6 separate regions of the Homo sapiens genome follow, and all the other regions are linked to region 6. Evidence: chromatin loops called from intact Hi-C (ENCODE). Cell type or tissue: heart left ventricle. All regions are shown on one strand. Each heading gives the region's core, and the rest is flanking DNA. Links, peaks and the distances in the headings are about the cores only. Region 1 overlaps WWOX (WW domain containing oxidoreductase). Region 2 overlaps WWOX (WW domain containing oxidoreductase). Region 3 overlaps LOC105371357 (a long non-coding RNA gene). Region 4 overlaps WWOX (WW domain containing oxidoreductase). Region 5 overlaps WWOX (WW domain containing oxidoreductase). Region 6 overlaps WWOX (WW domain containing oxidoreductase).

Region 1 (5,404 bases), core at 686-4,685, 650 kb before region 6:
TTGCAGCCAAGCTCCCTGTTCAGAACTCACATGCAAAGTACTGCCTGATCCCAATTAGCTCAAACTTGTTTTTGCTTCTCTTTGTTTGTCGCCTCCTGCCCACCTTCCAGGGACTCCTCATTTTGGGTTATTTGTTCAGACTTCAACTCCAGACACACCACTGTGATTTCGTTTTTAATAAACACTATCCAGTGAGTAGCGGAAAACAATGAGAGGCACCTGCACTCTATTATAACTTCTCATTCCACCCACGAGTGCGGAGCTATGAATAAGTGAGAGCCCCACTAGTCTAAGAATAGTAACAGCGTTTTCCCATCAACACAGCATCCTCCAACTTCAGCTAACACAAGGGACAAAGTACCCTGCTGCCCGCCTCATTGTTTTAAATGAGGGAGGAATGTCCCGAGGGGAGCCAAATGTCTGCGCTCTGCAGCCAATGACTTACCCATGGGTGGGACCAGAGGATGGTCCATTCCAAGCTAGGAAACAGCTGAACATTCCTGAAACCTTAGGGATAGGGAGTGCTAATGACTGACAGTCCAGAAGCCAGAGCCAGAAGTTGTAGTAGAAGGAACATGGGGTGTGGAATCGGAGAACACAAACTCGGGCTCTACTTATTAATAGAACAAATATATATTAACTGCCCAACAAATGTTTAGGCACTGTTCTAGCGGCTTAGGATACCGACAAAATCGTCAAAGTCCCCTGCCCTCATGAAGCTTACAATCTAGCCACTCACTAGCCACTGAGCAAGTTACCTAATTTCTTTTTGTTTGTTTGTTTGTTTCTTTTGTTTGTTTGTTTTGCTTTGGAGACAAGGTCTGCAAAACAGACCTTGATGCCCAGGCTGGAGCACAGCGGCATGATGACAGCTTTCTGCAGCCTCAGCCTCCTGGGCCCAAGCAATCCTCCCACCTCCACCTCCTGAGTAATTGGGACTACAGCCATGTACCACTGCACCCCATTATTTTTTTGATTTTTACTTTAAGTAGATACAAGTTCACGCTATGTTGTCCAGGCTGGTCTCAAACTTCTGAGCTCAAGCAATCCTCCTGCCTAAGCCCCACAAAGCGCTGAGATTACAGGTGTGAGCCACCGCGCCTAGCCAACTTACCTAGGTTCTTTGAGCCTCTGTTCCCCTCCTGTGGAATGAGCTAAACATATGCCTATGCCCCAGTGGCTTGAAGCCTGGAATTAGCTAGTAGTAGCCATGCTGGTAATAACAATCACCACTTTTTTATTTGTTTGTTTAATCTCTTCCAAAGTATTTGTTACCTACAAAAGGGAAGATAATAACTTCACACTGCAGAACCCAGAAGTCATCACATTAACCAAATGATCAAGATTAACATTTCCAAGAAGAATTACACGTCTACTGGAATCAACCTAAATGTCCACAAATGACAGATTGGATTAAAAAAAAAGTAGTGAATATACACCATGGAATACTATGCAGCCATATAAAAGAATGCGATCATGTCTTCTGCGAGAACACGGACGGGGCTAGAAGCCATTATCCTCAGCAAACTAATGCAGGAAGAGAAAATCAAATACTGCATGGCCTCACTTACAAGTGGAAGCTAAATGATGAAAACTCAAGGACACAAAGAAAGAACAACAGACACTGGGGCCTGCCTGAGGGTAGAGGGAGAGAGGAAGGAGAGGATCAGAAAAATAACTATTGGATACAAGGCTTATTACCTGGGTGATGAAATAATCTGTTCAACAAACCTTTGTGACATGAAGTTACCTATATAACAAACCTGCACATGTACCCCTGAACCCAAAATAAAAGTTAAAAAAAGAATTACAGGTCCAATTAACATTTCCAGTAAGAACACACATATACACTAATAATCCCTTGGTAAAATACACTGAGAGGGAAGTATCATTTTTGTACTATTCTTTTCAAAAAAATGGTTTTTATTGTAGTACAATGTATGTAACACAAAATTTGTCATTTTAACTTTTTTTTTGTGAGAGAGCTAGACTGAACTCGTTAAAGCTCACCTTTGCTGTGATCCAACTCTTATTTATTTATTTATTTATTTATTTATTTATTTATTTATTGTGAGACAGAGTCTTACTCTGTTGCCCAAGCTGAAGTGCAGTGGCACAATCTTGGCTCACTGCAACCTCCACCTCCTAGGCTCAAGCAATTCTCCTGCTTCAGCCTTCCAAATAGCTGGGATTACAGACACCCACCACAATGCCCGCCCAATTTTTGTATTTCTAGTAGAAACGGGGTTTCACCATGCTGGCCAGGCTGGTCTCGAACTCCTGACCTCAAGTGATCCGCCCATCTCAGCCTCCCAAAGTGCTGGGATTACAGGCGTGAGCCACCGCACCCAGCGCATTTTAAGCATTTTTAAGGATACAATTCCGTGGCATTAATTACACTCATGATGTTGAACAACCATCACTTCTATCTCCAAAACTCTTTCATCACCTCAAACAGTAATAACCACCTTTGAACATATATTTAGGTTGGGCATGCATGTTCTTCAACCTCAACAGAAGCTGGGGGTTGGATCACTGTGATAGCTTCCTAACTGGATACCCTGTTTCAGTCTTCACCACCTATCCCTTACCAATCCACTCAACACAGCAGCCAGAGCGATCTTTTCAAAGAGTAAGTCAGTTCCGGTCAGTTCTGTGTTCAAGACTATCCAAATGGATCTCCATCCCTTAAAATGCGTGCTCTGGCCAAATGCTAATTCTCTTCCCTTCATCCACACCTGCTGTGTTGCAGCTGGCTTACTTGCATGCCATGCCGGCTGACCTGAGGGCCTTTGCACGTGCGGTTCCTTCTGCCTAGAATGTTCTGCCTCCAGCAATCCCTTCCTTCATGTCTCTGCTCCAAATGTCACCTTTTTAGAGAGGTCTTCCTTGTACAGTCTCTATCAAACAGCACACATAATAATTCTTACGCTCCTCGCTCTGCCTATTTTCCCATAGCACTGATTAGCATCGGTGCCAACCGTCCACAGATGACGTCTCAGTACCAGGCACATTTAGCATTGCTCGGCTTGGGAGGAAAGAAGAGTTTCCCCTTTGCCAGCGGACGCCATGTCCAGCTTCGCCAGTAGAGGGCGCTGCAGGGACACTGGCGCAGACGGGTTCTGGTGCGAAGCTCCCATAGGGGCATCTCCCTGTGGGCGGTTCACTTCGGGGAGGGGGGGAGGGGGCGGGAGTTTCCCGGCACTCCACCCCTGCAGGCTGATTTCCAGAGACTTCCTTGGTAGGCACCTCCCACAGACGTCCTTCCCTGGCACCACAGAGAGCGGTTTCCCAGTGAGTCCCACCTTTATGGGGGCTTCAGTGAGAACCTTTCTGCCATCCAATGGGCCATGGCCCAGTCCAGATCCCAGTCCTGGCCCGTGGGGACCCCAGATTTGCTCTTTCCTGGGTGTACTGCCCCATCCCCCATTGGTACTGGCTGCTCCCAAATCTGTATTCTTGGATTCTTTAGAGTTAAATTTTTTTTTTGTTTGAGACAGAGTCTCACTCTATGGCCCAGGCTGGAGTACAGTGGTGCAATCTAAGCTCACTGCAACCGCTGGCTCCCGGATTCAAGTGATTCTCCTGCCTCAGCCTCCCAAGTAGCTGGAACTACAGGAGCACACCACCAACCCCGACTCACTTTTGTATTTTTAGTAGAGACGGGGTTTCACCATGTTGGCCAGGCTGGTCTCGAACTCCTGACCTCAGTGATTGGCCCACCTCGTATTCCCAAAGTGCTGGGATTACATGCATGACCCACCATGCCCGACCTACTCTTTTTTATTTTATTTTACTTAAAGACACGGTCTCACTCTGTCACCCAGGCTGTAGTACAGAGGTGAGATCATAGCTCACAGCAGCCTCAACCTCTTGAGCTCAAGCGATCCTCCTGCTTCAGCCTGCCAAGTAGCTGGGACCCCCACATGCTCCACCACACACGCCCAACTACTTTTTATTTATTTTTATTTTTATTTTTTTATTTTATTTTTTATTTTTTGTAGAGACAGGACCTCCCTATGTTGTCCACACTGATCTCGAACTCCTGGACTCAGGCGATCCTTCCACCTTGGCCTTCCAAAGTGCTGGGATTACAGACAGGCATGAGTCACTGTGCTCGGCCTGATTCTCTTTACCCTTTAGTAGCCAAAACCCTGTTGTAGCTAATAATTCTTAATATTAAATCTTCCCTGTTAAAATTATGATATAGTTTCTGTCTCCTAACTGGATCCTGACTGATGGAGTAACAGACATGGTAAAAATAAATAAATAAATAAATAAATAAATAAATAAATAAATAAATAAATAAATAATGTGGGGGGTGGGTGGGAGGGATTACATTTGTTAATTACCCATTTTATCTCCATCTGTCACAGAATGCAAGCAAGGACTTTGCTTTGTTTACCACGATGTCCCCAATGGCTACAACATGTGCTTGACAGGTTACAAGCACTGGATAGGAAGGAAGGAGGGGAAGAGAGGGGGCGGAGCAAGAGACATTGTGAAAAAGAGAAAGGATGGAGGGAGGCAGGATGGATGGATGGATGGACAGACGGATGGACGATGGTGACTCCCCCCAACTCCCAGGTGGCATTACACGGGCTGTAACAGCGCCTGGTATATAGTAAGCACTCATGAAATAGTCATATATGAATCTCTTTGCAGCCCTTACATAATTTCCATTTAACCTTTCCATCCTTCCACCAATTATTTGGAATACCAAAATACCTCACTATCAAATGCCAGAGCCTTATAAAGATGGCCTTGTGGCCCCTGCGCCTACCCAACCCCAACAACTCTCTTGAAGAAAAATAACAACAAATTGACCAGAGACTGAAAAAGGAAAGCATCTTTGAACCACACCTTCTGGTGCTTGGTTTTATTCTGATGCTCAAAACAGAATGGAAACCGTCCTCCTCCCCTACACCATGGCGCAGCGTCAGCTTCCTGCTTACAAACAACGGCATTGGCGGGTCATGCTCTCCTTTCTCTTTGACTGGAAAGCCCTTCAGGGTCAGTACCTCATTTCTGGTGTGAATATTCACTTTCTCGTTCCACAAAAAGACCCACCAGCAAGCTGTGAAATGAGCATTTCACAAAAGCATAAAACACGCCGATAATTAAAACGCTGGGCAATTAGAGTGACAAACTACACTCCCCAATCTACAGAGTTAATTTCACAACCTCTGAAAATTATAAAGGAAATCTATTTAGAAATTAGGAAGCTCCAAAGCCTTTTTTTTTTTTTTTCCTCGAGATGAAGTCTCACTGTGTCACCCAGGCTGGAGTGCAGCGGCGCAGTCTCCGCTCACTGCAACCTTTGCCTCCCAAGTTCAAGTGATTTTCCACTCTCAGCCTGGTGAGTAGCTGGGATTACAGGCGTGCGCCACCACACCTGGCTAAT
Region 2 (5,404 bases), core at 586-4,585, 380 kb before region 6:
TGTGGGCCAGCTGGAACTAGTTGCCTCTTCCTGGCCAAATGCTTGGGGTTTCTTCCAGCCTTAAGCCTGCATGCTCCCTGTGCTAGGGAGAGCAGAGAGGCATGGCCAGGACTGGGAATGAGGGTGTTGCTAGCCAGACTTCCCAGCAACTTCCTGAGTTTGGAGCAAGCCAGAAGCGTGATTTTTTGGTGAGGCTGGCTGGCCCCAAGAGGTAGGGCACTGGGCGCTGTAGCCCAGCACTTCTCTAGAGCCCAGCAGAGTCTAGGTATCCAGTGCTTGAACAGTCTCCCTGGGCTGCCCAGGCCAAATCTAGGTACGAAGCGTTAAAAAAGTAAGATGATTTTCAGGGAGAAACAGATTGGCTTTCTCCAGTCTCTTCCATCTCAGAGTGTCCTGAGCCCCACTCAGAGGGCCTGGTGGACCCGAACTTTATTCTAGAAACTAGGCTAGTTAAAGAAGGCATTGTCAAGCCAGAAGCTGCCTCGGAGTCTTGGCAAGTGTATTAACTCAGTATGAAATAATATAAACAGAAAAGAACAATATTCTGTTTTCTCACTCCAGGCATTCTAGAGGCTGACGATTAGAATTCATTTGGGATGGGCCACAGCTTTCAAAAGTAAGTTCTGTGTATTTAAAAGATCTTTAGATTTGAAGTTCTGAAGAGTGGGGGCTGCCTGGTGTGAACGCTCTAAACCCTATTGTGCTTCGGCGGCTCAGAAAAATTCAGGAACAATAATATCCCTTAGAGGAGGAGAAGGAACTGTGTGAAATACACCATTTATCTCCTTTCGTGCACAAAGGCATATACATAAGCATATACAAAAACACATCAATTTATACATTCTTTTCCGGGGAGTCCTGCAACGTTTCCCAGTCATTATTTATATTAATTAATGTGGGTTTGGTTTCGAAACTGCTCAGATTAAGAACTCGAGATATTCTAGAAAGTAAATAATCCAGCTGTTGCCTACCACAGAGAGCCCTGAGCACGGATGCATAAGCTCTGGATTTGGCATGTAAACGGGGAGGCTTCATGCGTCCGTGGCGTGGTTCCAAGCCCCATGACCAGCCTCACTTTTGCAATTGAGAAACTGGAATTAATTCTCCCATCCTCCCCGATGCACAGAGATGTGTTCAGGATAAACCGAGTCATATTTCATAAGTTCTGGGTGCTAAAGGGGAAAGAAAGATAGTATTACGAAGACACTGGCATCACGACGCCCACTTCTGGAATGAGCCAGTCTGTTGAGCATTTACATAACAAAATAGCAATGTACTTTCCATGCCATAGCAACCCTGGAAGAAAACTGCGAGGTGGAAACCCTGGACAATTTGTATGAGGATTCTTGAAAATCTGAGATAGACAAACGCATTCTGAGAGATCAAGCTTGCTTATAAATGTTGGTTCATAACAATGTAATCTACATATGTGAATCTCAGAAAGTACCTTTCTCCTGGGAATTTCTTTCAGAAAAACAATCTTCTTTAGTTTACTGTTTTTAAACCTTTTCCCCCTTCAGGGATACTTTACCCTCTAGACTTGCCAAAGAGCCATTTCCTAATATATCCTAGAGAATACATGATTTCATTTTTCCACAGATGCATTTCTATACACCTGGTATTTCAGTTATTTATTAACCATGCCTAGTTTTGTAGTTTCTAGCTTTGTATCTTTGAAGTCATTAAAACTTAATAGGAGAATTAATCATAAAAGAAATCTATCAAACACAGTTGCCAAGCACTTTTTTCCCCCTGACTGACATCTTTAAGATGTATTTGAATGTTATTTATTTCATCACACCCAGGGAATAAAAAAAACATAACTTGCAGCTTCCAAGTTCAGAGAAAGCATAAAAATGTGATTTACTATTTATTGTACACTTAGTCGCATGCATATTATATATTGCATGTTAATCTTCAACTGGCTAAGTTTAGCAAATTTGACAACACTACTGTTTGCTAGAGAGGAAAAAGAGTCGACATCTGTTCTCTTCCAGATATGAATCCTTCTTGGAAGGAATCAGAAATACTCGCAGGCCTTCTAGTTTCTGGGTAAACTGATAGAACACAGGCTCTTTAACTGGACAGTCAAACCACAATGCCCCCTGGTGGTGAAATCATGCATATACACATGTAAGTGTTTGCACCTTGTGAATATTTTTAAGAAGAAATCTTATTTCTAATGGTGTGGAAATGTTCTTTCAGTTTTAAAAATGCAAAGACAAAGATCATGGCACATCAATTATGCTTTTAGAGAGAAAATAAAGAATCGCTTTGCTGTGAGTAAAATTAAAGATGCATTTAGTTTATCAAAATCACCTTGATCAAAAAAAAATTTTTTTTTTTTACAATAAGGAATTATATTTAAATTCCACACTGAAGATCTGGAGTATGGGGGGGATATAGGAATTTCAGCATATGTATTATCTGAACTAAATTTACAAAAGTGGAACAGTTGGAAGGTACTTATAGGTAGACCTGAGGGTCTGTTACCTTATTTTCAGTTCAGTGAAAATGAAATGAGAGCAGATTCCAGATTTTACCAGCGGATGGAAGACTCCATCTTCCCATCATGCTCTCAGCATGCACCTCTGATAAGCAGCTTAAAGGGAATTTCCTGGGGTCAGACATAAATAGAGATTCTCAGGTTCTCTTAATCCAGACACACATCGCTTGCGAGTTAGGCCTCATAAATCTCAAAAACAGTCAGCAACATATGAAAGGCAATGTTGTTAGAAGGCTCAAATACATTAAATGGGAACGTCTGAAACATGGACTCATTAATCATACAAACACTGCCGAGGCTGTGTAGTAATCAAAGATCGCAGCACCTTCCTTTCTTAGACAGCATCTCATTTCGCTCCTTGCTATCGCTGGAAGCAGGGAGGCCCAGAATAGAAAACGCCATTGCCTTCCTTCTTCACCTAAGGAGGAGCTCAGCCATTAACAGTTACGAGTCATACTGTAAGTAGAGCATGAAAAAAATCACCAACGTATCCCAGCCCCCTTTTCGAGATCTGCTGGCCTTGGCAATGATGACTTTTTTCTGATGCACAACATTTTAAGACACTTGCCCAGTGTCATAGACATCACTGCCAAGACATGTCATCAAAGGATATTGGAATGAAAACAGAAGTCCATGCTGAAACTTGTGGACAACACAGATGCTCATGGCAGCATTATTCATAATAGACACAAAATCCATGAACTAATGAATGGATACACAAAATGTGGTATATCCATACAATGGCGTATTACTTAGCCACAAAAAGAAATGATGAACTGGTAGATGCTGTCGCAGGGATAAACTTTCAAAACATGATGCTAAGAGGAAGAAACCAGACACAAGAGACGACTAACATATCACTCTATTTATATGAGGTACGCAGAATAGGTAAATCCATAGAAACAGCAAGTAGATTGGTTAGTGGTTGCCAGGAACTGGAGAGAGGAGGTATTTGGGGTGATGACTAAGGGGTCATTTTCTTGGGTTAATGAAAATGTTCTAAAACTGATTGTGATGGTGGATGCAAACTCTGAATACACTAAAAGCCATTGAATTGTACACCTTAAGCAGATGAATTATATGGTAGGCACATTATATATCAATAAAACTATTAAAGAAAATGAAAAGGATATTGGAGGGCTAAGGGCAGATAGGCCCTGCAAAGCTCCAGTGGATGTGTGCCTGGGAAGGAAGACAAGTATAAAGAAGAGAATAGCATTAGCATCCAGAGAAGTTGGCTAAAACCCTGAGTCAGGCTACGATACAATTCTTACTTTTGCAAAGGGGATAAGACTCAGGTCCATGCCCCCAGAAACCTTCTACGTTAACTCTGAGAGGAACCGAAATCTGACGATGGGCAGGTGGGACCACAGTGGTTTTCACCTTTCATTGCCACCCCAACCCCACCGCAACATCCTTCCCCACCATGGAGCCTGATTTCATTAGCCCAGGGCATCGCTAGTTTCACGTAACTTCTCAGATTCCAGCAGTTTGGGAGGCTGAGGTGGGTGGATCACTTCAGGTCAGGAGTTCGAGACCAGCCTGGCCAACATGGTGAAACTCTGTCTCTAATAAAAGTACAAAAATTACCCAAGCATGGTGGCGGATGCCTGTAATCCTAGTTACTCGGAAGGCTGAGGCAGGAGAATGGCGTGAAGCCAGGAGACAGAGGTTGCAGTGAGCCAAGATCCCACCACTGCACTCCAGCCTGGGTGACAGAGGAAGACTCCATCTCAAAAAAAAAAAAGAAAGAAAAAGAACTTCTCAGGTGGTTCTAACGTACAGCCCAAAGTGAGCAGTACAGTTTGAAAGAGAGCCAGCAAAAAGGTTGGAACTTTAAAGAAAAGCTGGGTGAGCTATTTTGCAGGCTGTCTCAATTTCTTACACATTCACAGATACCTAGACACTGCTGCAGCCGGCTAGAGGAGGTCATCTTAAGCTCTTGAAAATCTGAAGATTTTCATAAAGAATGCCAAAACATTTACACAAACAAAGATATCTGAACCAAGGGGTCTGCTTTTATTTATTTTTTTTTTATTTTGTGTTTTTACAACATGCAGGTGCTGCTCCAAAAAAGTTTTTCAAAAAAAAAAAAAGAGAAAGAAAGAGAGAGAAAGAAAAACATGTATTGCAGTGAGGGTATTTATGTTCAAAGTTCAGAAATTTGTGGGCATTAACTGAGACCTGGAATCCCTGCCATTCAGCTGACCCTCTGCCCTGCCCAACATTCTTCACTGTTAAATGCCTAAGAATAATAGCCTCCTCCACCTGCACCCCAGCAAAGTGAAACATATTTCCCTGGCTGGGTTTTAAGTCAAGCTAAACACCAGCAGACCTAAGCGTGGTACCTGCATCACTTGGCCGTCCAGAGAAAGAGACACACTGGCTTTGAATTCTTTTGGAACTTCTTTGAGCCAGAAAATATCGACTCCTAGCAGGCCCAGCACAGGCGCTGTTGTACATGCTCTCTGGGTCTGTACTGATCAATGACAATTTTGGTAAACACTGCCTGAATAATTCATCATAGAAAAAAGCTTTCGAATTAAATGATATTACTGGGGCTTCCAGCACAAACACACACGTGTTCCCGAAAAGCTAGTCCAGCTGGAAGACTGCTTGGAATAACCACGATGATACCCAAGCTAAGCCCCCCATTTTATAAATTGTAATGAGTCATCTACCTACCCTACCCTCAGTCATAGGAAAATGCTGTTGGAGCCTCAGCCAGGTGTTCCAGCAGCATGCACCTGGCACATCTTGCTATGGCTTCTCATGGTAAAATGCTACCATGGTTAACCCAACGCGGCAGCATGCAGCGATCTAAAAAAAAACAAACAAAAGCGGAACAAAGATAGATGAAGGGAAAAAGGAAGGAAGGAAGGAAAGAAGAAAAGGAGG
Region 3 (5,404 bases), core at 811-4,810, 2.0 Mb before region 6:
GCAAAGTCTCAGGATACAAAATCAATGTACAAAAATCACAAGCATTGTTATACACCAATAACAGACAAACAGAGAGCCAAATCATGCATGATTGAACTCCCATTCACCATTGCTTCAAAGAGAATAAAATACCTAGGAATCCAACTTACAAGGGATGTGAAGGACCTCTTCAAGGAGAACTACAAACCACTGCTCAAGGAAATAAAAGAGGATACAAACAAATGGAAGAACATTCCATGCTCATGGGTAGGAAGAATCAATATCGTGAAAATGGCCATACTGCCCAAGGTAACTTACAGATTCAATGCCATCCCCATAAAGCTACCAATGACTTTCTTCACAGAATTGGAAAAAGCTACTTTAAAGTTCATATGGAAACAATAAAGAGCCCGCATCACCAAGGCAATCCTAAGCCAAAAGAACAAAGCTGGAGGCATCACACTACCTGACTTCAAACTATACTACAAGGCTACAGTAACCAAAACAGCATGGTACTGGTACCAAAACAGAGATATAGACAAATGGAACAGAACAGAGCCCTCAGAAATAATGCCATATATCTACAACTATCTGATCTTGGACAAACCTGAGAAAAACAAGCAATGGGGAAAGGATTCCCTATTTAATAAATGGTGCTGGGAAAACTGGCTAGCCATATGTAGAAAGCTGAAACTGGATCCCTTCCTTACACCTTATACAAAAATCAATTCAAGATGGATTAAAGACTTAAACGCTAGACCTAAAGGCATAAAAACCGTAGTAGAAAACCTAGGCATCACCATTCAGGACATAGGCATGGGCAAGGACTTCATGTCCACAACACCAAAAGCAATGGCAACAGAAGCCAAAATTGACAAATGGGATCTAATTAAACTAAAGAGCTTCTGCACAGCAAAAGAAACTACCATCAGAGTGAACAGGCAACCTACAAAATGGGAGAAAATTTTCACAACCTACTCATCTGACAAAGGGCTAATATCCAGAATCTACAATGAACTCAAACAAATTTACAAGAAAAAAACAAACAACCCCATCAAAAAGTGGGCAAAGGACATGAACAGACACTTCTCAAAAGAAGACATTTACACAGCCAAAAAACACATGAAAAAATGCTCATCATCACTGGCCATCAGAGAAATGCAAATCAAAACCACAATGAGATACCACCTCACACCAGTTAGAATGGCAATCATTAAAAAGTCAGGAAACAACAGGTGCTGGAGAGGATGTGGAGAAACAGGAACACTTTTACACTGTTGGTGGGACTGTAAACTAGTTCAACCATTGTGGAAGTCAGTGTGGCGATTCCTCAGGGATCTAGAACTAGAAATACCATTTGAACCAGCCATCCCATTACTGGGTATATACCCAAAGGACTATAAATCATGCTGCTATAAAGACACATGCACACGTATGTTTATTGTGGCATTATTCACAATAGCAAAGACTTGGAACCAACCCAAATGTCCAACAATGATAGACTGGATTAAGAAAATGTGGCACATATACACCATGGAATGCTATGCAGCCATAAAAAATGGAGAGTTCATGTCCTTTGTAGGGACATGGATGAGATTGGAAATCATCATTCTCAGTAAACGATCACAAGAACAAAAAACCAAACACCGCATATTCTCACTCATAGGTGGGAATTGAACAATGAGATCACATGGACACAGGAAGGGGAATATCACACTCTGGGGACTGTGGTGGGGTGGGGGGAGGGGGGAGGGATAGCACTGGGAGATATACCTAATGCTAGATGACGAGTTAGTGGGTGCAGTGCACCAGCATGGCACATGTATACATATGTAACTAACCTGCACAATGTGCACATGTACCCTAAAACTTAAAGTATAAAAAAAAAAAAAAAAGAAAGAAAGAAAGATCATCTAAGATTAACAAACACATAAATCCTAGATGTAGTAATGGAATCTGGGTCAGTCTAGCTTCAGAGCCCATGAGTACAACCAATGGACACTGTCCATTGCAAGAGTTTTTCGTTTGTAACCAACATCAGTCTCTTAACCAGGTATCACTGCATCTATCCTCATCATAACTGGTGAGAGAGTCAGGACCCACAATAAGGTATCCATTTCCGGAATGAAGGCAGTGAGGTACTGAGATCCATTTATTCACTCATCAAATATTTGAGTGTTTGTTGAATGAGTACAGTGGGCAAAATGCCACATTTGGTAATGAGGATGACAATACTTATGGTCTTAGACTAGAACCTGTTAAAGTGTTCCTAAGGCTTGATGACATGTTAAGTGGGACCAGTGTCCTTAGTGCTGGCCTGAGTGCCAAGTTCTGTGTTCCCCTTGGCCATCTGTATGGGAGTCTTGTCATCTAATAGAGAAACCTCTGAACATGCTATGTCTCCTTTGACGGATCCCTTCCTCCTCTGAGCCTCCCTCTCTCACTAAAGAACAATAAGGCTGCATTCAATAATTTCCAAAGTCTTTCCAGTTTTCAGGTATAATTCCGCATCCCACCTTAAAAAAAATATGGTTTCTTATGACACAGAGGGAAAGACTAAATCACACAAATGAAACAATGAGTGAGAAAAGTGACATCACATGTATGAATCAATTTGTATTCAGTTCAAAAACAGGCAAAACTAACCTATGGAGCTAGAAATCAAGATACTCATTACCCTTGGAGCAGAGGGTAACTGTAAGAGTGAAAGAAGGATGCTCCTTTAGGGACCAGATGCATTCTGGGTTTTAATGTGAGTGCTGTTTCCACCTGTATATTCACTTTGATGTTTTGCCAACCTGTATTTTTGCCAATTTGGGCTCTTTTATTTATGTCTTTAAAAATACCTTCATAAAATAAATTCAAACAGAATCTAAAGAGAGTGGTAGGGTAGGAAGTGCTTCTGGCGGCATCAGAAAGAGGTCAGGAGCTCCTGACTTACTTTGTGACCAAGGCAAGTCAACTCACCTTCCCTGAGCTGTGGGAGGTCACTCAGGGCAACCGCCTTATTTTACAGATGAATGCCAGAAGGTCTACGCAATCAGCACTGGGTGGCTTTTCCCACTTCTGAGCTTGGATGGGTAGAGGACAGGCTGTGCCTGCAGCATATACCCTGGAGCCTGGAGGCCTTGGAAGGAGCACACTATCCTGAGTATTCAACAGGTGGCAGTCTTTGCTCAGTGTCAAGATGCTTTGGGTCCGCAGGGCTGCTTTTTAAAGGCAGAATTAGCTAGGACGCTAATCTTGAGGAGAAAGGTTTCTCTATTTCCCGGGGTGGGGGTCTTATCCCAGGAGGTCCCAACTCAAATATTCCTGCTCCTAGCCATTCTATTTAGGGTTCTCAGTTCTTCCAGGAGGAGCCTGAGACAGGAGGCTCCCCAAACCCCATTCTATGGAGCAGTTTGCCCCAGCCATTGAGCCTGCCTCTACTGGGGGTCATGGGCCTCACTCAGGGTCTTCCTTCTTGGGGGTATATCTTTGAAAACAAGAGAGAGAGAATTTTCTGGGAACCTGGGTGAATGCTCCAACAGAGAAGGGAGTGTGAATATTTCATTAAGGTGGCTCGAGGTATTACACAACATTACAAAACCAAGTGTGTTGGCAGGAATCTGACAAGCACATTTAAATGGGTGAAAATAGCAGGAAAAGAGGCCCAGAGTGGGGAAAGACTCAGGGAAGGCCTCTGTAGGGCCCTGAAGGGAGGGACCAGCCCTTTAGGGTCTCCTGCCAGGTCTATGTGAAGTAGCCTCCATCACCATCTGCCCTCACCCCAAGCGCATTCCAAGGTGACGGTGCACTCGGTAATGGCAGGACAGGGGTGACATTCAGCAGCTCACGAACTTCTACCCTCAGACTGGGTAGTTCTGGAGGATGGGGAGTTCTCACGCAATACCTCCTTGGTTTTGACCTCTCAAAAGGGCTGGAAGAGGCTTAAAACTCAGAGCTACTCCAGGAGGCTGCCCTAGAGTCTCAGATGTCTGGATTAAGTGATAGTCGAGGCTGGAAAAATATACTGAGACCTATTTGTTAAGGTTGTTGTGAGGTTGGGGTATACCATGGGGTTCAACGCTTCTCTCTAGTTGATGGACAAGAAGGAACAAAGGCCTCTTTATTTAAAGCATTGAAGATTTTCTCCTCTGTGTCGTATCTCATCATGTTTTCTTCTATAAAACAAGCCTATTTCTGCGGAGATAATGAAAAGAATAATATAAAAACATGCATTGAACTATTATAGGACCAGATACTCTACTAACTTTGCACTTCTTATTTTTTTTATAAAGCACTGAAGTACAAACTATTACTATCCCCATTTTACAGATGAGAACATAGAGGCTTAGAGAGGTTAAATAACTTGCCTAAAGTCATGCTCCTAGTAGATGTCAAAAAGGAATTGAAATCTAGGCCTGTTTGAATCCAGAGCCCACATACTTTATCTTTCTTGGTTGGAGAATGTGTCAAAAACCTCCCTGAATTTTTCAACTCACTCATAATCCAAGGGAGGTGTGGTGGAGGGGAATTCATGGAACAAGACAAAGAGTAAAGACATTGGAACAAGAGAAAACCTGGGTCATTTATAAAGTATGTCTCTTGTTCTGAGCACTTGGGAAAGCAACTTTACTGTGCAGAGCCTCTGTTTTCTCTAGTTGCTGTGAAAATGAATTGAAGAACTATCTGTAATGTGACAAACCTGTTATCTGGCATGAAATAGATATTCAATTAATGTTAAAGCCCTTCTTTTCTTCCAGCTTCCCTGCACCTGACTAGCTAGATCTAATTATCTTACAGGGTTGGTTCCTTCTTCCCAGGAAGAGTTTCCTCAGAGAGACTGCAACTGATGACTCTAAACCAGAGCTATGTAACTGTTGGATGTTCTCTGCCTGCACCTTGAACTCCCATCTCAATACTTAATTACATTGTACTGTACATTGTTTAATTATTTATATTTCCCTCTATGACTGACAACTTGATGTGGCAGAAAATGTGTCTACCTGGTTCACTATGGACTCCCAAACTAGTAGTAGAGAGACTAAAATGTTAGAGTACTAAATAAATATCTGTGGATGGATGGGTGGATGGATGAATAGGTGAATGGATGGATGGAATGATGGATGGATAAATGTATGGATGGAAGGATGAATAAAATGGAAGGATAGGTTAATGAACGGGTGGATGAATGGATGAGGAGGCCGGGGATGGAAAGACAGATGGATAGATGAATGGATGGAGAAATGAATGGATGGACTGATGAATGAATGGATGGATGGGTGGAAGTATGGATGAAATGGATTGATAGATAAATGGACAAATGGATAGACAGCTGGATAGATGAATGGATGGAAAAATGGATGGATGGGTGGTTAGATGAATGGATGAAATAGATTGATCACTGGATATAAAGGATGGTCTGCTTAAGTATCTCAATTTA
Region 4 (5,404 bases), core at 573-4,572, 310 kb before region 6:
AATGGCTGGCACCACAGAAGCCATCTTGTAAGCATGAGGGAAAAGTAAAGATTATCACAAAGGAGCTACTCATATAGTAGCCAAACACAACCCTTGCTGCCTCAGCAACTCTGGATACATGGGAAGCAAAACCTCTATTATTTCAGCCACCTTTAAGTGGGTGTTAATAACTTGCGGCCTAAAGCAGCTAAACTGATGTAGAAAATTAACCTCAGAAATGTCAAATGATTTCAAAATTATGTAACTAAAAGGGAGTAGAGGCTGCAGTTTGAATACAACCCTCATGATTCTAAATCCTTTGCCCTTTTCCAACTTACTTACATCCATTGGTCACTGGACTAAGCAAGCACTGTAAACTTAAAAGCTTTGGACATAATGACGTAAGACTACTAAAACCAATGGTAATGTTAATCCAGGGCAGGAAGAAGTATGTTTCTTCCTGCAAGAAGGTGGCCTCAGTGGTGTAAGAGGACAAGCCAGCTACCAGGTCCTTCTGTTGACAGACAACTGCAGGAAAGCGCCAGTGTGGTCCAACCACAGAGGGGTCCTGAGAGTCCAGTTTTCTAACATATCTGGACTGGCAAGAGAAAGGCAACCAGAAAATTCAAACCTCACTCAGGAGTCTCAAAATGTTTAGATTCATGAAGAATACAATGAAATTTCCACTTTGAAAACCATATTTCCCCCTCGCAACAGAAAGCCTGTTTTATACACCCTCTGCCTTGTATGTGATACACCAATGTACCAATACACATTCAAACAGGGGGCTTTGCCCTTGATAGTATCTATAGTGTAGTCAGCTGCAGGTATTTAAAGATGGAAAGGGGGAGAAGTATTTTTCTAAAATACTAATTTCAGGAACAAATCAACATCTATTATCTCCTTCATTACGTTTTAAATTGTACAACTATAAATCACCCTGCAGCGGGTTATTCAAGGGCAGAATTACCCCGTTTGGCTTTCACGAAGGTTAGAAGAATGACATCTTGTGCTTTTTCTAGTTATAATTTATAACTTTGCAACAGGACCAGCATTGCCGGCCCATCCATTAGCAGGGTAGCTGCACATCCGTTAAAACTCAGCACGATGACTGGCTTTACACGGGCACAGGAAACGTAACCCGATCGTCGCAGAAGTTCCATAAACGTAAGCCATTTTTTAATGTAAAATGATTTGAAAATGCAGTTCCCTAAAACATCTGCTAAGCTCTTGCTACCCTAACACATGATATTCTTTCTACTGTTATCTGCCAACACAAATATGTGGTTGCACAAAACACTCCTAAGAGGCAAGTGACAGTGCTCAACTTCAAATCTGCATACTGGTCCACAAAGGACCGGCTTGGACCTGGGAACTCTGGCAAGGATGTATTTACCAGAAATGAAAGCTTATGTGGAAAAAAAAAAGGTGGGGTTGGCGGTGGTGGCAGCATTCATTTCAGTGAAGGTGCTGTCAAACATTTTAAAAAGGAAGCATAACTGCATAACTAGATATGGATGCCAGGGGCATTACCGTGCATTGGACAAAGCAAATGCAGCTGCAATTAGCAAGTGAAAGTTTACAAGGCTGGTATATCATTTTCTTGAACACGCTGCATGAGGTTTCTGTGCTTTTCAATTACAAAATAAAGATAATAATTCTAAGATTGTAGAACTTGGAATTATTAATTCTAACAGAAATTATGAGAAATTAATGAAAATATATGCTGATACATAAAGCATCGTGGTATCTGGGAAAATGGTCAATCTGCATCTCTATTTGGAAGTGTGGTAGGATTCTAAAGTCATCACACATGGTTACAACTGCAAAAACCCAAGATTAGCCTTGAAAATCCCTTATGTGCACCAGATACAACACCTGGTTTTGTGAATTAAAACCCATAGACTAATATGTATATATAAATATAGATACTAAAATACAATACATTTTTTCACCAACTCGAAAGTTCTTACCAAACAATACACATTAATGCGTGCAGGTGCAAAACATTTTAGAGTAATTTAACTGCATAAAAGAATGCTCTAGAGTCAAGAAAATAAACATGTAATGCACGTATGATGTGACTTCATTATTAGAAAGTACTCAGCAAATGTTAGTTTCCTTTAACATATTTTAGAAGCAGCTATTTGAAGTATATTGCATCTTTTTTAGAACGACACTTAAAAATAACTCACTTTCCAAGTTTATCTGTGATTTTTATTTCACCATAAATTGAAGGGAGGAAGAAACAAACACTTCCCTCCCAGGACGCCCCAATACACTTGTCCAGTTCTCTGGATCTGAAGAAGAAGAGGGAGGCAGAGACATGGCTTTACCAGTAGGGGCCGCTGTGCTGAGAATTGATTCCTGTGAGTTTCTCATTAGTGATTATTATATTGCAGGCAGCCAAAATGGAAAAATTAATTAATTTCAAAGTGATAATGCATTTACAGCAACAATTAGAAATGTGTAACTGTAAAAGGGCAACATTTAAAAGACAGATCACATTTAATAAAGTTGCACAAGAACATCCAATTGTAAAATTACTGATCTGCAACAATATTCCTTAAAGAGGCACTTAAAATAGCCCGACTCCATGAAGAGTGACCTAATTACTGTAACTAAAATCACCGTAGTCACAGCAAGTCACAGCAAATAAAAAAGGGACGTTGATATTAGAATACTGCTGTTTAATACTTAAGGGAGCCAGCTACAGAGAAGAAATGAAGGCAGGGCTTCCGAGCGCAAGTCTGGGTTGTATTTCTTGCTCCCCTGACCTCATGCAACAGAATGTGTACTCCAGCAATACCCGTGTCAGAAGGAAGCACCCTCTCTAAGGTAAAAGGCAGACAAGGCAGAGCACACTAGCCATCTGGTGATAGGGACATTGCATCTATGCTAAGCTTCTCAATCACAATTAGAAACCCAGCCTTTACCTACGGAAGAAATGGGATGCAACTGCGTGGCTTATATCCAAAAATATGTCTGCATTCAAATAGCAGAAATGCACCCTTTGTCCAAGAAACTGATGCATTATCCTGACGGAAGCAATGCCGAGCCACATACGCAGGATAGCCCAAGAGGGTGACTTTTCCAGTCAGTCTGGTCTATCTTACTAGGAAAATGACCAACCCGAGGTCTACATTCACAGTGATTCCTCTCCTAAATACAGAGTCCTAAATGTTTATGAAAGAAAAGTGAATGCCTGTGAATTTGACAAGCAAGCTCAGAGCGCCAATTCCACCTCTGCATGAAGTGACGTATTACTTTCAATGGCAAAAACCTCAATAACTTCTGTATCAACCTAATATAGAGAACGCTGATGGCTAAAAAAGTACTACCAAACGCTTAAATATATAAATACACTAGAGAGGATTTTAGTAAGACTCTTAGCTACATATTCCACAGTCTTCGTCATCTTCATGCTTATCTAAAGTCCATTTGTGACATATAAAAGCTGCTATTTTCTAATCACTCAAGGTCAGAAACAAGAAAAGTCCACACCCTACGGCTTCCTCACAAATGAGACGTGCAGGTTGGAGATCACTGAACCAGGGTCCCTTCACCTGGACGCCCTTTCTACCTGGCCAGTAAACCTCTCCCTGAGTCTTTGGGGCCAGGGACAAAGCCCTTCTCTTCCCTTTCCAGACTCCCAATTTGCAGACTCTTGTTCTGTCAGCAGAGATTACATTTTGGAGAATCATCATCGGGACCAAGGCACTGCTCACAACGACAAGAGTAACAGCCATCGTGGCAGGAAGTACTGCATACCTCCCATGCGAAAGGCACTGAGCTAGGCATGTCATTTGACCACGCTCTCCAGTATGGCAGCCACTTGGCACACGTGGTGTTTTTCAGTTCGAATTAACAAACATGGAATCAAATTGAAAATTCACTTCCTCAGTTCTATTAGCCACATTTTTAGAACTCAATAGCCACATGTGGCCCACGACTACCATACTGGAGAGCCAGATTATAATAACTGCAGAAATTCTATATCCATCATTATTGATGTTATATGCATTATTGTCGGTCCTTACACTAACCTGTATCACAATTTTCATCGTAATGAGACAGGCTCAGAAAGCTGGTGACATGTCTAAGTTGTTCCAGTGGTCAAGGGTAAGAGCTGAGCTTAGCCATCAGCACCATTAGCAGGAGAGCTGTGAGGTCCACTGTCCCAGGTTGCCACTTTCTTGTCTTGCCACCACCAGGAAGTCATGTCAAATCCCATCTCAACTACAAGGGAAATGCTCACGTCCAGTGCCCTTTCTATGAGTGCCCCTCCACAGACAACTTCAACAAAACCTGGGATTTTTGCGATGTCACCACTTTTCTCCAAACCCTCTCATGAGCTACACACTCATTTTCCCACAGCTTTCTCACTCAGGGATCTAAAGCTCAGTGCGCAGTTAATCTTTTACCCAAGGCTGCTCCCAGAGGACATTTGTTTCTCCCAAGCCTTGCCTTGCTATAGGCATTGAGGCCTGTTCACAAGTAGTCTCTGAGCTCTCCTGCCAGGGAAATAGGAGAGACTGCAGTAGGGTGCGGCAGAGGCTGCTGCACACTGGTGGGGTAGGCAAAGGAGTTAGGCATGGAGGTTGGGCATCTGCTATTACTAAGACACACTACAGGTACGGTGCTCACTGAGTTGCAACCTTCGTCCAATTCATTGTGCATCCTCCCCGACATGGTAGTCCCTCTGCCTCCATTTCTAACCCCATACTCTGGTTTTCCACTCAGCCCAAGTCCTGAGCACACGTACTCCCAAAACAGCTAACACTCCGATATCATGATACAGTCACCGATCCAACTTAATTTGCTGGTATTTTTTAGAGATACTCCCGTTAGGTCCAACCAGCCAACTTTCAAGTCTGACTTTATTAAGCATATTATATTAAATATTAGATAATAATCAACTCTTCTCCAATAAATAAAAATGTTTACCCTGACTTTATATTTTAGCAGAACTTGCCTTCCTTCTTTTCCCACATGCCCTGGCACAGAGTCCCTAAGCAATGGGATCAGGCCACAGAATAACAGTTTCCACTATTTTCTATCAATGACTCCTCATCCATTCGAGTCTACAACAAATGGCAGGATGGTTATATCACCCCTCACCAAATTCCATAGTCACAGACTCATCTCTAAAGCTTTCCCATCCCGTTCCTCTGATTAGGGACCTTATGGAAGAAGGAGAAAACGAACTCTCTGATGCCACTGAACCGAGCTCCTTAAAACACATCAATGATCAAATACAAGTGAGATGACTCAAGACCCAAAGATTACAAATGATGGTTGACTGGGCTTGTTAAAGCGGAAGGCACTGGGCCAGCAGAAAATAAGGAAGAATCCACCTCTCTCCTCTCCCCATTCCTAAATGCCTCATTTAAATGGCACTGGCACCCAGTTCAGATCCATATTC
Region 5 (4,643 bases), core at 1-4,000, 110 kb before region 6:
GTTCAAGTCATTTAAGAACGCAATTGCTTCCTACTCAATTTTTCAAAACCAAAATAACAAATACGATATGAGCCATAACTTAGCAAAATTACGTGTTTTAAACAGTCTCTTTCAAAAAACAATAGATTAAAAAGTGCAATATTTTTACCCCCTCTTAAATTGGAATCATGGTATAGCAGGCAGGATACAAACTTCTCATTTCCATTACACATTTTCAGTGCCATCATTAATCTGAATGACATCAACAAAATGCCCAATGCACATAAATCAGTCAGACTTTGAATCATTCCTGCAGCCTCTGAACATTTACCATGGAGCTCAATAAGCCAGGCAAGAACACAGATTTTTTTTTTTTTTTTTTTTTTTGAGACGGAGTCTCACTCTGTCACCCAGGCTGGAGTGCAATGGCGTGATCTCGGCTCACTGCAACCTCCGCCTCCTGGGTTCAAGTGATTCTCCTGCCTCAGCCTCCTGAGTAGCTGGGATTACAGGCATGCACCACCACACCGGCTAACTTTTGTATTTTTAGTAGAGATAGGGTTTCACCATATTGATCAAGGTGGTCTTCAACTCCTGACCTCGTGATCCTCCCATCTCGGCCTCCCAAAGTGCTGGGATTACAGGTGTGAGCCACCGGGCCCAGCCGTAGGAACACAGATATTATCATCATGGGACAAGTCATCCATTCCCAGATTCCATGACCCTCTCTGGTGTCCACTGTGGATTTCAGCACATGTTTAACTATGAAACTCTAGTCACGCTTTTTGATATACAGGTTCATGGTTACTAGTGTCTTATCCTGCTTGAGCCAAGAATATGCACTAACACATTAGACAAACCTTGAATTAAAATGGGCAACCCACCATCCAAATGGGGAAAGATGATTACAGACAAGTTCGTACGAGTAAACTACTTGAAGGCAATTCCTGTGCTTAAAATGGCCACGTGAAAGGTGTCCCTGACATGGAAAGGACAAACCATGAAATGACCCTTGAAGCTCTTAATGTGTCTGTCAAAAAAGCAAAGCCAACTGTCAAACTGAAAAGCCAAAATCATCACAAAAACACCTATTCTTCAGAGGCCTCAAATCTCAAACTATCTCCCACCATCCTTTGTAAGTATGTATAAGGAGGCCAGGAAACTAGCATTTGCTGAGACTTTATTCTCAGCTTTGTATGCTTTGCATAAATGATGTCATAGAACACATTGACAGTGAGAAAACTAACGTATTAACATTTTAATTACCTTGCCCTATCACGAGATTAGAAAGATTCAGATATGAGACATCCAAAGTCTGTGATCTGAACACCAGAGTCAGAGGCTGGCAACCTATGGCCCACGGGCTGAATCTGGCCCACTGCCTGTTCCTATAAATAAAGTTTTATTGGAACACATCCGTCCATTTATATATTATCTGTGGCTGCTTTCCTGCTGTAACAGGAGAGTTGAGAAGTTGCAACAGAGACCATAAAGCCCACAAAGCTAAAAATATTGACTATCCAGCCCTTTAGAGAAAAAGGCCATGCCCAGGCTCCTGTGGGTACCTGCTATGCTACAGCCCCTCTGCTGGGGGAAACCAGCCCACTCACAGGTTCCCAGTGAGGCAGGATCTCTGGGCAGTTCCTTAGTAATTGGTGGCTCTGTGACTTCCTTCCCCCAATCACCTTGACCATCTAGTCTGGACAATATGAGCGCCCATGACGTGAGGACAGCCTTGTAAACAGGGTGGCCTGGCTGGAAAGCCTTGTCCAAAAGGCACAACAGTGACTACACTGAACCCATCCCATGCATCCTTTTGAGAGTTAGAAGGAGGCAATTGCAAGCCGGCTGCAAAAGACAAAAGACACCAGAGACTTAGAAACCAGTGAAGCCACGCTGAAGATGCAGACAGAGAGCTAGAGACAAGGTCAGGGGCCTCTGTTGCACTCCAGACCCGGTCCGGAGGCTTTTCCATGCTTAGGGGCAAGGATTGTCAGGGTTCTGCTGTCCCTTTCTTTAACCTCCTTTATGATTCCCCAAGAGCATCCTGAGTGCACCTCCACTCCCTGCCACCAGGGGTCAGATGAGCCGGCCTGGCAGGCTTGTTTCCCTCCACCAGACAACAGCAAGGACCAAGATTGGCAAAGTGACACATCCTCTCCAAAAGAAGAACATGCAGAACAAATCAAAGAACACAAACCACGACTGACAAACACAGCCACACTCGATTTTAAAGTACTGAGCTGTTTGAAGAAAGGAAGCATGGCAAGGCCCCTTCCTACTAATAACAGTAACAACAATAATACTAAATATTTTATAATAATTTTAAATTCTTAATTATTTATGATATTTCCCTCCATTAACATCACGAACATCATTACGTGTGTGTGTGTATTTTTCTCATTTTAAAACCAGCAGATGAGAGTAAAGGATTTCTTTTTCCTCTCCCCCACCTCTTTACAGGACCTACTGTTAAGTTTTCAAGACCACCCAGAAAGAAATTTGAAGTTGGGTTTATATCCTTAATCCCTCAGTTAGAAAAAAAAGAAAAGTGAAGAAACTGCATCTCCAAGATCCTGCTATATCAACTTCAGTTTTTTGAAGTTAAATTTGATTTTTAAATCCCTTGGCTGATGAGACCTGTGTGGGTTTTTTTTTGTTGTTTTTTTGTTTTGTTTTGTTTTGTTTTATCATTGTACCTCTATTTTAAAAATAGAGACTTGTGGTTCTTTTTCCAAAAGCAGTCCAACAGAAAGTGAATGGTGGTCAATGCATAATAAAATGAGAGTTACCTTTTGACTTGGAAGAATTATTAGCATTTTGATTTGATGGGTTCTTAGCTCTTCAAATTCAAAAATACCTTATTCAAGTCTAGGAGTTTTCCAAATACTTCGGTTCTAAAGATTACCCTTTTTCGATGCTTTGAAAACTAAAAGGGCATATCAGAATAGAAATCTGGCTGTTGAATAACTTGTAAGCTCTGCAGAGACGTACAAAAACATGGCCACTTTAGCCAGCGGTATGGCGAAAGTCTGGGGCCCACACTACACACACACATATGAACTTCTCATGACCCTCAAGTATATTCATATGATATATCACAAATACCATAAAGCAGCATTGTAATAACAGGGAGGAATTGATTTTAAAAGGCCTACATCAAAATGAATAGTCATAAAAGTATAATAACCTAGACTGGAAAATTTAGGGATTAGAGCATTTTGAACATTATACCTCAAATTTATAAAGGCTGTATATTAACATTCACAAAGGTTTTTAAAGATGGAATAGCTATGTACACAGTGAATTTATTCTAAAATCCAGACTCAAAAAAAAAAAAGAATATGAACTCCTCCCCACCGTGTTCTGGACTAAAATCAATAAGTTCCCTTTAGGTAATTAAAATGCTGGTCCCACGACCTGCCATCCTATTCCCAGGCTTAGAATGTTAGGAACACTGTTTCTGCTTTGAGAATGGAAGAGAGCAGGTTACCCTGATGCCTCTGGGGCCAAACACAGGGGATACATTTTCCCAGTAGAAGAAATCAGCCCTGATCCTCAAGAAGAAGAACATATTGGCATATTTTAGTGAGACTGAGGCATACTGCATCTTGGGGTAAAAACTGAATCATCAGGCCAGGCACGGTGGCTCACGCCTGTAATCCTAGCACTTTGGGAGGCCAAGACAGGCGGATCACCAGGTCAGGAGATCTAGACCATCCTGGCTAACACGGTGAAACCCCATCCCTACTAAAACTACAAAAAAATTAGCCAGGTGTAGTGGCAGGCGCCTGTAGTCCCAGCTACTCGGGAGGCTGAGGCAGAAGAATGGCATGAACCCGGGAGGCGGAGCTTGCAATGAGCCGAGATCGCGATAGTGCACTCCAGCCTGGGCAAAAGAGCAAGACTCCATCTCAAAAAAAAAAAAAAAAAAAATTTAATCATCAAAGGAAAATGTTTCAAATTCTAGGGTAAGCTGACATGGTACACATATACAGCGAAATACACCCAGGGAGGCTGAAAGTCCAATAGGCCACCACAGCACGTTAAAAATGTCCTGTTTTACCTATAGTCAACAATAATAATAAATTATATATTTAAAAATTTGTTAAAAGGGTAGGTCTCATGTTAAGTGTTTTTACCACAATAAAATATTTGTTTAATGTCCTCTACGTGGCTATTATGATTGGAAAAGGCATACCTTGAACAGAGATGAATAAATCTGCATATCTGTGAAATGTCAGTTCAGCATGTTGATCGTCAGTAATCTTTTCAGAACATTTCAGATATATGAAAATAGCACCAATGTCTGAGTTTGAACCTGAACTGGTTTCAGCTAAAGTGATCATCTTCAGCCAAAATAATGGGTATTTCTTTCTTGGCCTTCCTTCTACAGACTTCTAAAAGACAGTGGAAGCACTGAATATCCTTTTAGAAACAAACAATTACAAATTAGCTGGGCATGGTGGCGCACGCCTGTAGTCCCAGCAACTTGGGAGGCTGAGGCAGGAGAATTGCTTGAACCCAGGAGGCAGAGATTGCAGTTAGCCGAAATAGCACCACTGCACTCCAGCCCGGTGACAGAGCGAGACTCCATCTTAAAAAAAAAGAAAAGAAAAGAAAGAAAAAGAAAAACAGCTACAGATATTCATTCCTTTTTAATT
Region 6 (4,178 bases), core at 179-4,178:
GCTCCAAAAATCACAAAAAGTAAAACCATCAAGCACAGCCTGGTGAGCAAATAACTCAAAGACTTAAAACAATTAGATTTAAACCTTGTCACACAATGCAACCCTTCCTATGCACCCCATTCAGTTAGGCTTGTGTAGACTGAGACCAGCTCTTCATGAAATGTACCGTTATTTATGAAGCCAAAGGGAGATCACAAATTTAGGCAAGAAACTAAAAGCGAGCTATTGGAACCTGCTTTTTGATCCATCTACTGGTGCCTTAATTTAAGACATCTTTCCAAGAAGGCCTCCTAGTGACCCCAACCTTATTTTGGAGAAGGCTGAGGATTCATATCTACTCATGTATAGGCTACAAAAGTCCAAGAAGGTCTGTGTCATACCAAACAGGCAACGGTCAAGGGGGTTTCAACTGTCAGCATCTTATTTATTATGAAGTCTATAATAATTCCCAGAATCGCCATCTAGTTTTAACAATTTATTAGATAAACAACGAACACACTCGTATATGAACAACCAAAATATCTTTACTCTGGTGAAATAGCTTTGCAATGTTACAAGTATATTCACAATGTTTTTCAGGCTCTTGCATTTTCAAAAGAGAAAAAGTTGCTGAAAAAAAAATTATATAAATAAAAGTATATAATATAGCATATTCGTTTTTGTCCCCATTTAAAAATTTGAAAATAAGCAGTTTTGTAAAGCCAAAGTGTATTCCTTTCTGGGCCAAATTTCTATTTGACAGCTGAAATATGCGATTAATGGGCTGCCTCAAACCATAATTACACAGCCAAAACAAAAATTACCCTCCCTAAGATTGTACATGGAGAACACTGGCTATCTGCTTCACATTAAGTAGCTGGTTTAATATGATCCCTCTTACTTAAGAAACATATACTGTACTGAGCCCAAAAGGACACGTTTTCTTCTACAGCAAGAATGTATCATTAATAAACAATTTAATTACAATAAATTATGTAACACTGGGTAAGGCTTGTAGCAGGGGGCAAGGGACACTATATTCTTAGAAAAAAACATAGGGTTGCGGGTGCAGTAGCTCACGCCTGTAATCGCAGCATTTTGGGAGGCCGAAACGGGTGGATCATGAGGTCAGGAGTTCAAGACCAGCCTGGCCAAGATGGTGAAACCCCATCTCTACTAAAAATACAAAAATTAGCCAGACGTGTTGGCAGGTGCCTGGACTCCCAGCTACTCGAGAGGCTGAGGCAGAAGAATTGCTTCAACCTGGGAGGCGAAGGTTGCAGTGAGCCAAGAATGCGCCACTGCACTCCAGCCTGGGCAACAGAGGAAGACTTCATCTCAAAAAAACAAAAAAAAAAAACAAAAAAAAAAAAAACAAAACAAAAAACAAAGAAAAAAACATAGGGTCACCAAGGCGTTCAAAATGAACCTTAAACAGAGGTATTAATACTTAAATATTACAATTTCCACTTAGGAAAAAAAAATCATATTATTGCTAGGCCAGCACACTCAAAAGCAATAATGTCATGAAAACACATGCCCTTGTGTGATTTGGCAGAACAGGCTGCTCCCTGAACACAATGGGCCTTTTTATTAAGTGGATCCCTTCATCCCTGGCATTTTATACAAACAAAACAAAAGAGAGAGAAAAAGAAACAAACACGACACTAGTAACAGTCTTCAGTTTGAACTTCATCACAGAGAATTAGAAGACCTAAAAGATATGTTAGAAAAGTAAAAGACATTATTTAACCAAAATGAAAGCAAGATGGACTGAGAGGAACAGAACTATATTGCAATGCTGCCTCTTTTGTTTAATTATATCAAAGGGCAACAGAGCCCTCTAGTGGAAAAAAATAAAAATATATAAAGATGGTTCTGCTTTTAGATTAAAGGAAATATGTACAACACCCCCGGGCATGGTGGCTAGTGTCTGTAATCCTAGCACTTTGGGAGGCCAAGGTGGGCGGATCACTTGAGTTCAGGAGTTCAAGACCAGCTTGGCCAACATGGTGAATCCCTGTCTCTACGAAAAATACAAAAATTAGCCGGACATAGTGGCTCACGCCTGTAATCCCAGCTATTCAGGAGGCTGAGGCAGGAGAATCACTTCAACCCGGGAGGCGGAGGTTGCAGTGAGCTGAGATCACGCCACTGCACTACAGCCTGGGTGACAGAGCAAGGCACCGTCTCAAAAAAAAAAAAAGAAAAAAAATGTAAAATAACATCTTCCATTACAATTTTTATTGTGCCACTCTATGATGTAAAAGCAAAAGATCAAATTATTTTAATTGGGTTTTAAGTAAAACAATTTCCAAGTTTTCAAGCTTTACGTAATGCTACAAAACCTCAAGTAGAACAAAAATCTATTATTAATTTTTTTAATTATGGGTTTGACCCACTTTGTCATTAAACAATAGTTTGTATGACTCTCATTTGTTATGCTGACACCATAAAAAAGTAATTAAAATCTAAACCTACATGCAGGCATGAAATTCAACTGATGGCCTCATGTGACAAAAAAGTTTCAGTTGAGATCTAATCAGGTTCACACTGACAGTAGCCCCCCCTTATCCTCGGGAGATGCGTTCCAAGACCCACAGTGATGCCTGAAAACTGGATAGTACCAAACCCTATGTATTCTATGCTTTCACCTATACATACATACCTAGGATAAATTTTAATTTATAAATTAGGCACAGTAAGAGATCAACAATAATAATAAAATAGAACTATAACAATGTACTGTATAAAAGTTATGTAAATGTGGTCTCTCACACTCTCTCTCTCTCAAAATTAGTATTTTCAGATGCCTGTTGACCTCAGGTAACTGAAACCTCAAAAAGTGAAACACGGGCCAGGCACAGCGGTTCACACCTGTAATCCCAGCATTTGGGGAGGTTGAGGCAAGCAGATTGCCTAATGTCAGGAGTTCAAGACCTGTATGGACAACATGGCAAAACCTTGTCTCTACTAAAAACATAAAATTAGTAGGGAGTGGTGGTGTGCACCTGTAATCCCAGCTACTCAGGAGGCTGAGACATGAGAATCACCAGGCCCTGGGAGACAAAGGTTGCAGTGAGCTGAGATCACGCCACTGTACTCCAGCCTGCGCAACAGAGTAATACTCTGACTCAAAAAAAAAAAAACTGAAACACCACGGATAAGGGGGGACTACTGTATACATGATTACAAATTTATTTTAAAAATATATATAACATACACACACCCCTATTATAAGCATTTTACATGAGATTACCAAATTATGAGATGATGCTCATTAGAATGTTTTAAATTGGTCTCTTCCTTTAGATATTTACTTCTCAAATACTTTGATCACGTGATTTCCATGTACACTCAATGTCCAATAATATCTCAGTGTAAAATGGTTAAGTCATAAGGTACTAATTCTCAATTTTTATATAATGTCATTTAAGGACTTTGTCTAACACTGTCAAGAATCTCCATAGTTTCTTAGAACAAAGTAACTTCAAAATAATTTTACTTACAATACCTGGGTATAATTTAGCATAAGATAATAGTAGGCACAAATGTTTTTAATTTAAAATGGAGTTCCAATGCCCAAAAGGTTATTTCGATTATTTCAGAATATTTTCCTTTCCTTAATGAGCACCAGGTTTTTAAAAAGATAAATGCCAAGATCCCACTAGTTTAAGTCTGGTCAACAATCAGAAAGGAAACTAATCAGGCATTTCAAGATCCCAAGTGCAATGATCTCATATGAGTGTGTTTTACCCATGAAAATGACTAAATGTAAGTTAGCTATGGCCCCAGATTTATGGGACCTTTTGGAATAACTAGAAAAAAAAAAACCATCAATGACATGCTTTAGGCTCAAAGGCAAAATTTAGTAACATTTAGGTATGGAAAAGAAAACAAAGAAGCAAAGGTGTAAAGGAAGCTGGCGTAGTCCATAATTGGGAAGTGTGGATTTAAAATCTTAGGAATGAATACCCTTCTCTACATGAAGAAAAAGTAATTTTCTTCTATTCACGTAGAACTGGTAAAATTTGCACAAGATATGAATTCATCGTGGTGACAATTTGTAGGATCAAAGAGTATGGCAACTACAGTTCACACTGTAATTTCAACACATGATTTAGAAACAAGACCCTAAGTTTTAAAAAGTAGGCTCTCTAAGCTAAGACAATCAATTTCAACATCACACTATAATTACA

What was found. Peaks named below come from ENCODE experiments on the same cell type or tissue, not always from the same donor. Only the 100,000 strongest peaks of a DNase experiment are listed, where the experiment ranks them.
Region 1: it touches region 6 in a loop (3-fold over the local background); 22 of 110 quality-filtered maps call a loop at or near these places.
Region 2: it touches region 6 in a loop (4-fold over the local background); 20 of 110 quality-filtered maps call a loop at or near these places.
Region 3: a loop joins it to region 6, with 4 times the contacts of the local background. A loop is called at or near these places in 7 of 110 quality-filtered maps.
Region 4: it touches region 6 in a loop (5-fold over the local background); 33 of 110 quality-filtered maps call a loop at or near these places.
Region 5: a loop joins it to region 6, with 7 times the contacts of the local background. A loop is called at or near these places in 90 of 110 quality-filtered maps.

The regions. Positions count from the first base shown.
Region 1 is chr16:78,768,440-78,773,843 of GRCh38, reverse strand. All of the region lies in intron 8 of WWOX (WW domain containing oxidoreductase), which reads right to left. Among named protein-coding and RNA genes, the nearest start is that of WWOX-AS2, 270 kb to the right of the region's middle. RefSeq lists an enhancer at 5,035-5,114. In heart left ventricle, for the core only: CTCF peaks have their summits at 2,886 and 3,087 (motif pointing right); a DNase peak (open chromatin) is centred at 3,103.
Region 2 is chr16:78,500,392-78,505,795 of GRCh38, reverse strand. The region is part of intron 8 of WWOX (WW domain containing oxidoreductase); the gene reads right to left. Among named protein-coding and RNA genes, the nearest start is that of WWOX-AS2, 3.1 kb to the right of the region's middle. In heart left ventricle, for the core only: a CTCF peak has its summit at 2,110 (motif pointing left); no DNase peak of the experiment used is centred there.
Region 3 is chr16:80,082,533-80,087,936 of GRCh38, reverse strand. The region is part of intron 2 of LOC105371357 (a long non-coding RNA gene); the gene reads right to left. All of the region lies in intron 3 of LOC105371358 (a long non-coding RNA gene), which reads left to right. Among named protein-coding and RNA genes, the nearest start is that of LINC01228, 260 kb to the right of the region's middle. RefSeq lists a silencer at 3,137-3,206. In heart left ventricle, for the core only: a CTCF peak has its summit at 3,148 (motif pointing right); no DNase peak of the experiment used is centred there.
Region 4 is chr16:78,434,462-78,439,865 of GRCh38, reverse strand. All of the region lies in intron 8 of WWOX (WW domain containing oxidoreductase), which reads right to left. Among named protein-coding and RNA genes, the nearest start is that of WWOX-AS2, 63 kb to the left of the region's middle. In heart left ventricle, for the core only: a CTCF peak has its summit at 2,324 (motif pointing right); no DNase peak of the experiment used is centred there.
Region 5 is chr16:78,232,797-78,237,439 of GRCh38, reverse strand. All of the region lies in intron 5 of WWOX (WW domain containing oxidoreductase), which reads right to left. WWOX-AS1 (WWOX antisense RNA 1) reads left to right here. Exons shown (of 4, transcript NR_184272.1): 4 at 2,443-2,778. Among named protein-coding and RNA genes, the nearest start is that of WWOX-AS1, 6.6 kb to the left of the region's middle. In heart left ventricle, for the core only: CTCF peaks have their summits at 1,838 and 2,049 (motif pointing right); a DNase peak (open chromatin) is centred at 2,049.
Region 6 is chr16:78,120,617-78,124,794 of GRCh38, reverse strand. The region is part of intron 4 of WWOX (WW domain containing oxidoreductase); the gene reads right to left. Among named protein-coding and RNA genes, the nearest start is that of WWOX, 23 kb to the right of the region's middle. In heart left ventricle, for the core only: CTCF peaks have their summits at 1,633 and 1,833 (motif pointing left); no DNase peak of the experiment used is centred there; H3K27ac peaks cover 213 bases.